Regions from separate parts of the Mus musculus genome. Here region 2 is linked to region 1. Evidence: chromatin loops called from intact Hi-C (ENCODE). Cell type or tissue: left cerebral cortex. All regions are shown on one strand. Each heading gives the region's core, and the rest is flanking DNA. Links, peaks and the distances in the headings are about the cores only. Region 1 has its middle 250 kb from the start of Gm52242. Region 2 has its middle 67 kb from the start of Gm30116.

Region 1 (4,415 bases), core at 308-4,307:
GTACCAAAATGTGTCAAGCAAGCTTTCAAAGAAGGTAGAGCAAAGCCCTACACAGTAATGACAGCTATGAAACAGAAAAACGCCAACATGGCACAATAACCCTAAGAGCTCAGCAGTGACTCTCATACTTCGGTGCGAACCTTTAAAACTAATGGCTCCTTAGTGGCACTCATACAAAGTGATAACCAACAGCTATCTAACTGGACTCAAGATCTACTCTTAAGAGAACTCATAACTGGAATTAGATGCAACTACTCAGGGCTAGTGAGTCATGGATCTTGAAGAATTTACAAACTTCATGTTACTAAACCAGCATAATTCCTAATTGCATTTGAAATATTTTGCCTTGGATATCTAGGCCAGTATAGTTCTTGCTTCCCATTAAGGAACTGTCTTTTTGGAACAGACAGAGACCATTAGAGAAAAACAGTCATTGAAAAAATGTAGAGTTGTGAATTCCAGGCTCAATGCATACATCTACAAACCACTATTGTGCCTAAGGTTCAGGTATCACCATGGAAGAGAAGGTGAGATGGGCTAAGGTGGAACTGAAAAAGACAAAGAAGCTCCAATCCTTCCCAAAAAAATACAGACGCGACTAAGGAATACCGAGAGAGGAAAAAAATGATGGCAAGCCTTGGTTATATTTCTGACAAATTAGTTTATTTGATATTGAAAGAAGGGCTCTATGGCTTGTGGACTTGAGGCAATATCAACAGCTCTTATTTTGAATTCTGGTCACCTTTCATTACTAGCACCTGTCCAAGGTTTTGATTCTAAGGAAGACATTCTGTTATGTGTAATTCCTGTCTTAGGCAGGAAGATGTTTTAAGTCAGTGTGTGATCAACACGTAAATCTGAAAAGAGAAAGGACTACATTGCTGGAAATTCCCTTCTATCGCTTGTCCTAAGACATGAAGGGGGAGCGTATTTACAGCAGCATCTCCTGGGTGAGGAGCAGCTTTTGTCAACTACATCCACAGTTTTGCCTTTCTGTTCTTCATTTTATAACTACAGAGGAAACCCCCCCAAAACTACAAGTTTATCTTCGCAGACTTTAGTTTTATGTCTGAAACTGCTCCATGCTTTCTGGAGATCAGGTAATAATATTTGGCTTTACAGTATACCATCATCTTTCTTAAGCTATACCTTAGTTAGCCTAATTTCTTTCTACCACATGTTTATCTGAGCATTTTTCATTTTAAATTTGTTATTGCTACATTTTTATAAAGCTTATATTTATTTTATTTTATGTTTTGCCTGCATACATGTATGATTTTTTTTTTTGCATCTTGGGTTTGGTGCTTCAGTGTGTAAAAAGAAAGCATTGAGCACCCTGAAACTGGGGTTGCAAATGGTTATCAGCCATCACTTAGGTCCTGGGAAGCAAAACATGTCCGCTAAAAGAACAAGTGCTACTAACAGTTGAGCCATATCTCCACCCCACCCCTCTTGTGTCTTTTTCTTCTTCTCACTGTAAGAACAACATATCTCCAACTTTGCTTCTGAACTGTGAATGAACTTCAGGTGAGAACTAAGACTACCTGGCTTTAAAATTTTAGACAGGATTATCTGATTTTGTGATGCTATGTAAATAATATGCATGCATTGGAAGTTATACTTCATCACTTCTTGGCCTTTTGGCTAAGATCAAGTGTAGAAGTTATTCTTTATATTATATTATAGTTATTATTTATATTATTCTTTATATTATTCTTTATATTATATTATATTCTTCTGCAAAAATTATGATCGGTACACTGTATAGACGGAGTGGAAGCAAGCCACAGATATCAGACACAGAGTCATAAGAATAGAGTATAAACAGGTACCCTAAAACCATTGTGTGGCTTTGCTATTCTGTTCTGCAAGGTAAATGTTTCAAATGCTTCTTTGAGTTACAATATTCCCATGGTGCAATGTTTCTTGAGAGCACAACCCCATGGTCAACTGAAAACTGTGCACAGACTTGCTCCTACTCCTTCTTGGTATTCTCTAACTTGCTATTTTGATGAGATCAGTTGTTACTCCTACGTGAGATTTATTTTTAAAGATTTTTCTGGCTTAGCTCTACCTTTTATCCCTATTCTTGGTTTTCAGCCATAATCTTTGCTGGAGTCTCTTTTAATTTATCTACTAGCTTGCTATGAAAGGGATCAATAAGCCACTAACCTTACAAATACTTGTTATGTTACTGATTGAGGAGTAAATGACTATTTTTTACTAGGTTCTGCTGAAGGTGATAAAAGTTCCTATTAAGATGCCAGGAACTGAAGGATTATTTCCTTCTCTGAAATTTAAGATCGGTATAGAATATAAACCCAAGTGAGACTTGATGTGCCAAGGCAAGTTGTTACTGAGGGGGTAGGTGGTTGGGGGAATGGGAACAGAATATGGAGACCGCCCTTTGCAAAAGAAAAGGGGGTGGGGGAAGGTGGTGGGAGAGTGGGACTGGGAAGTGATTGAGGTATAACAGGAATAAATAAATAAATAAATGAAAACATCAACCAAACAAAGACAGCATTTCATCTCTTTGTTCTTTGTTATGATAGTTTGCACCTTTTGCTAAATAAATTAGTTGTATGTATTTGGCCAAGTTCACAGGAGCATGTGAACTGGGAATGAAAGATTTGAAATAGTTTCCTTCATATATATCTTTTCTTCTGACACTTTTGAAAGATTTCCATCATAATTTCAGAATATGAAAATAATAATTTCTTCTAAGAAGCCTGAAAATCCTGAGGTACTATTTCAAGGGTTTTGGAATCGTTGAGGTTAGAAGTTATATTTTGCCTGTATTTTGAGAAGATATGTCATAATGCTTCTTAAAATATGGAAATACCAATTTTGAAATATTGAATGTGGTAATAGTGTACTAATTCCTTAGGACAATGAACTCTCTTATTTAAAACTTATTTTTGCATATGCACAAACTACTTTTTCTCTTCTGAATATATTGTACTTTATATAAAATAACAGAAGTTAAATTTGTAGTATCGAACTAATAATTTTATTCTTCTCCAACAATCTGTAATTTTCTCAGTGCAATAGAGGACATATTGCATTATTTCCAATAATATTGGGTCTGATAAAATCATATTTTTACACTACATATTGAACACCTCCAAGATGACTCTAAGGCAAACTGAAACACTCTTAAAGCATTGTCTAATTATGAATGCTATAAAAATCCATGCATAACTGCTGAAAAGATAAGTCAAGGTCTATTCATCTGTCTCAAAATTATTTTCTAAGAATATTCTACCAATGAGGATAAGAATCTGTCCTCTAGACAAATAGATCCCAGGCAGGGACCAGCAGCTATAGTTTAACCCTGAAGAAAAATGCAAGACTTGGCAACTGTCCTGAAGCGAGGTTGCAAAAGTGGCAAGCTGCCTCAGGAAACTCAGGGGCAGTTCTTGGGTGAGTTTCTTTCTGGCATCACCACTAGTGGAGATCACAACATACATGTGAGGTGTAGAATAGTGAGTCTAAGAATAGCAAGGTGGAGCAAACCAAACCAATGCTCAATATCTGTCTTCCACTGTCTATGGGGTCATACTTATATTCCACCATCATGATTTCTTTCACGTATTTGCTTTAGCATAATATCCTTTCATCACCCGTGTCTGCTTCAGGACAACACACATTCCCGTGTCTGCTCCAGCAACACATCCTTTTACCTGTATGCCCCAGCAAAACATCATTTAACATAGCTGGCTTTTCAATGAAACTAGAAGTTTCCACTTCACAGCTACTTTCCAATTGATTACTGCCATTCAAACAGGGCATGCTAATATTACAAATAATATTTTCCTTTCATCTGTGATTACCTCAATCTCAATTAACTTTTAAGAAGCACATTAGCAAAGTCCTTTCCATTTTGACTTAGCAGAATCAACCTGAAGGGAGACTGCTCTTCATGTCTATTGTTATCATAAATAATTGATTACCGTTAAGTGCCTATCAATACAGAAACAGAAATACTAACATTGTGAGATATAATATCTTATTATATTGTATTGTGCAGCACCTAATGGTAGAATATGAATATGAAAACACTTGTGTGCTAAGCTGTTGTGGCAGAGAAAGTAACACATCAAGTTAATGATTTAAATTTGAAACTTCTTATATTTTTTAAAAATATTATTTTTATTACTCTTTAGTAGATTTCATCTTACTTAAAAATAAAAAAAATTAATAGGCCATGCTATAACAACTTGTATTTTCATACCTTTCTATTCAGTCATTTGACAGTATATTTTATTCAATTTTCATTTCCCTCTACTCAATCTAACCAATTTACAGCTTGGGAAAATATAGCCCTTTCAGGAAATTTGAAATAGAGCTCTGTTGGCATGTTCCTCTCATATAGCAATAGCAGGCGAGCATCTCTGATCATTATTTACTTAAAT
Region 2 (4,415 bases), core at 107-4,106, 460 kb before region 1:
TTGAGGGCTGAGGTAAAAGTGGGTATGTGGGTAGGGGAACACCTTAGAGGAGAAGGGGATGGAGGACTGGAAAGGGGGACAATATTTGAAATGTAAATAATATTCCCATTGATCAACAGCGATCCAGTGGTGCAGTGTTTTTCAACATTCCTAATACGATGACCCTTTAAAATAAGTTTTCTCATGTTGTGATTTGCCCCAACTGTAAAATTATTTTTGCTGCTACCTCATAGCTATAATTTTCTATTATGAATTATAATGTAAATATCTGTTTTCTGACTGTCTTAGGCAACTCCTGTGAAAGTGTTGTTTGACCCCAAAAGGATTGCGACCACAGGCTGAGAACCATTGCTTGAGAGTATAACACAATATATATTAGTATTATAATTTATCATGAATGAAAAGAATGCTTTAAAAGAAAATATATGTAACTTTGTAAGTATTTAATATGGGTTGATAATATATTGCTCACAGTTGACTTTATCCATTCATTTCTTTATGCATTAATAAAACTACATTATGGGTCATAATTCAACGTAAAAAAAAAGTACCTGCCAATGACTGTGTCTCTAGTGTACATCCTCAAGTCCATGTTATACCACATCCTTTTATATTTTATAAGCCAGTGGTTTAGGACATTAAAAAATTGATGTTTCTGAAATCTTCTGTGATTTGTTCACACATACTGTGTTTTAGCATTCTAGGGAGGTTTCGATGGGTTTGAAGATTGGTTGGCTCTGTAACCCTGCAATCTAAGAAAGTTTTTTCTTGGCTCTTAGATCTAATCTCTAAGGCTCTGGATAATAGTCTTTGTTTGGCAAAGACTCTTTCTTATTTTTTCATTGAGGCATATCAAACTTTCATTGCCGTAAGTATATATGAACAGAACTCAAAAACACTGTGCAGAAACATTTTCATGTTTTTTCCTTCCTATTTTGAATAGTAATGCTTCCAAGTGAATTGTATTGTAAGTTTTTCCAGGAATAGAATATTTTGCTTCTTAGTTGAATTTTATATTTTTATTTATATTAGGTTGAATGTAAAATATAGCTAAGATCATATACACTAGTTCATCTAATAAATGCTCCCTTTAAACTCCTACATCATTTTAATTTATTAGAAGAGAAAGGCTAAAGGAATAGACCATAATGTAATTTATATATATATAAATATATGCATTTCTGCATTAAATACAAATTATTTGTCCCTGCTTAAAAGATCTTTTGTCTTATCAACTCCAGTAATACCTACCTGAACATTTCATTTCATACTGTGGCTTATGTATTTCTCAGAACTCATAGTCCATAATATCATAGATTTTTCTTAAAGGAATAACTTAATTCAAATATATATATATATACCCAAAAGGATTGTGACCACAGGTTGAAAACCATTGCTTGAGAGTATAACACTATATATATATATATATATATATATATATATATATATATATATATATATACATATATATATATATACATATGTTTCTCTTGGATATAGATATGTGGAAATCGTAAGGTTACTGACATGCATAACAGCTTCAAACTGTGTTCAGAGAACCTCAGACAGAGCTGGAACATAGCTGACACCCCACTCACTCTCTCCAGACCACTGTTTCCTCTTTTGTCAATGAATATCAATAATATTTATGGCTGATGGTATAATGTATATAAAACATCTTTTATATTTGGCAAAAACAATGACAGTCAATTATGTACAAATAAAATAATACATAATAATGGACTCTTCTACAATTATTTGAATGTTTGTAAGAAGGGACCTTGTTAAATAGTATGGATATAGAGAAAAATGAAAGAGATTCAGACACTCGTGTCAACCTGGGGGCTTAGGAACTTGGACATGTCTAGCCCACTGAATTCATAAGCGAAACACCATATTTTTCCCATTCCCTTAGCTTGCCTCTAACATGATGGAATGAACCCCTGCTCACAATGAAGCAGAATTTTCAGTGCTTTCTCTCTTCCTGTGTACTCATCTAATATAAAGCAGTATGAGTTGATTTGTGGCTGAGAATGTCCAGGGCCCAAAGAACAAGATCTTATACCAAGGAACCAGCAGAGGGCAGACATTTCTATAGATTTGTATGCACCAAGATGGAGTGGAGGAACATTGAGCATCCTGTATACATGTTAGAATCTGTTTAGTGTTACCTGAGAGATAATAAAACTGTGTATCTTAAAAATATTTTCTATTTTCTTGCTAGGGTTACTGTCTTTAGTACAAAAGATATAAGACAGGAAGAATGGATTAACTGGAGAATTAAATTTTAGCTGTTTTTATTTTATTTTTTTAACAAGAAGGGGTAATATGTCATATTGTATATACTGCATTGCAATCTCATTCTTCTGTCTCTCTTTGTTTATTTTTGTGTGTGTTGTCACACATAGGCATGGCATGATAACACATGTGCAGAGGCCAGAGGGCACCATTGAAATGAGCATATAAAATACGTTCACATCACTTTTCCATGACTCCCTATAGTCCTATAAGTAAACTCGAGAGAAAATATGTATTTCAGATGTATAAATGATAGTCAGTGCTGAGATATCTGCATTTATTTTCAGATTTTGGCATAGAGTTAACATTGTAATACACCCATCCTATTATTTACAGAGTAGACAATAAAAGCAAGAAATTATATAACCAACCATAGATATTCTTGGTTATGTGGTGGATTCATTGAGCACACACTTGAACTTGTCCAGTTTTAAATTCTGAGCAATTTAATGATTGTAAATATTTTTTTTTAAAAAAACCCCATTGAAAACTTTAGAGAAAACTCAGTTGATTGTTCATGTGACTAACAGCATTACTTTATTTTTTTTTCTTTAAGAATCATTTTCTTACATTGGAATATTTTCCCATGTTTTACTTGTGATATGACTCTCTGTTACTGTCATTCAACTTTCCTGAGCTCTCTGTATCTATTTCCTGGATAATTAACTTAGGTTATATAAATCTACCCCACAGCTCATATTATTTAAATTCAAATAACTATCCCCAGATATCAAATGTATGAGTGAAACTACAACCACTTCCAGTCATGAAACACACCACTATTTCTGTTTAAATTATCCTAAAAGGCCTTATTGATCACAGTTGTCTCTAGCAAGGATTTTGATATAACTTAGAAGTGGAAGCCATAAGGAAACTGCCAATATATATGTATATATATATTTTTTTTTTACTTAGTCATTTTTATGATGGGTAGAAGTGCTTCATTTATGAATTCCAAGGAACAAAATTTAGCTAGTAATTAAAAGTATTTAACCCACATAAAATTTTTTATGCAAGCCATAAAATTAATTTTATCATAGAAATTATATTATGCTTAACAGGTGCTGACCTTATCTGCCCAGAATATTGCATTTCTCATTACACTCGAACATTGTGCTTCAGACGAAGTGGCCAAGAATGAGGCCTGGCATTAGAAAATGGCCACATGGATTACTTACAGTCGCTGCCATCCAAAGGAACAGGGGACTGGGCATTTCTCGCTTTATGACAGCTTGAAGATGAAAAGATTTAAACTGCAGTTAAAGAGAGGCCGTGCGTTGTCTTTTTCCAGCTCCAAACTTTAACTCTTATACTGTCAAACAGCCTTGGTAAATTATAACTATTGCTGTAGTCTTTTATGTAAGCTCAGACATATATGCTAATTTCATCGTGAAATTGAAGTATTGACTATGTTTAAACTATCCGTGATTTCTTTGTCCATATCTGACCTCTGCTGGGCAGTGCTGTGTTTATGTTGGAGGTGGAGCAACGTTTGTTGATATATTACATTTAATAACCACCCAACAAGCATCATTTTCTGTACTCTGTTGCCAATACAGTGTTAGTAACATTTTAATCAACCCCATGAATGTAATGAGTAAATTTAAAGTTATTTGTTGACTTGTACAAAGAAGGAAATATGCTAATGAGGACTAAGATAACTGGAGTCGCATACATTCATTAATCTGTTTAAATGCCAAAGATTTTTTTTCAAGATGGCGATCTTTCTTGAAATATTAAAATAAGTAACTTAATAAAATCTGGAGATTTTTTCCCCTGTTTCAAGAAAATTCTAATGTACTTTTAAAATTAATTCTTTGAGAATTTAATTCAATATGTTTTGTTCAATTTTACCCACTATTCAATTCTTTTCCCCTTACTCAATCCCAGATCTCCTTCTACACTCTCATTTCCTACACTTTTTTTTCTATTTTAAATTTATTCATTGTAGCACATATGCATATATATAATATAAATATCGTTTCTTGAATCTATTTAGTGTTACTCCTATGTAGGTGTTTCTAGGGCTGACCATCAAAAATTAGATTCTTCCTCTCTCAGTAGTCATTAATTGCTTGTAGTTCTTCAGCTCTGGGTGGAGCCTTCCTAGACTTCCC

The links. Hi-C counts contacts between places; a loop is a spot of excess contacts. Peaks named below come from ENCODE experiments on the same cell type or tissue, not always from the same donor. Only the 100,000 strongest peaks of a DNase experiment are listed, where the experiment ranks them.
Region 2: it touches region 1 in a loop (2.7-fold over the local background); 5 of 42 quality-filtered maps call a loop at or near these places.

The regions. Positions count from the first base shown.
Region 1 is chr16:74,867,950-74,872,364 of GRCm38, reverse strand. It overlaps a transcript of Robo2 not described here and the pseudogene Gm52278. Among named protein-coding and RNA genes, the nearest start is that of Gm52242, 250 kb to the right of the region's middle. In left cerebral cortex, for the core only: no CTCF peak of the experiment used is centred there; DNase peaks (open chromatin) are centred at 1,961 and 2,308.
Region 2 is chr16:75,323,166-75,327,580 of GRCm38, reverse strand. It overlaps a transcript of Robo2 not described here. Among named protein-coding and RNA genes, the nearest start is that of Gm30116, 67 kb to the left of the region's middle. In left cerebral cortex, for the core only: a CTCF peak has its summit at 2,076 (motif pointing right); a DNase peak (open chromatin) is centred at 2,073.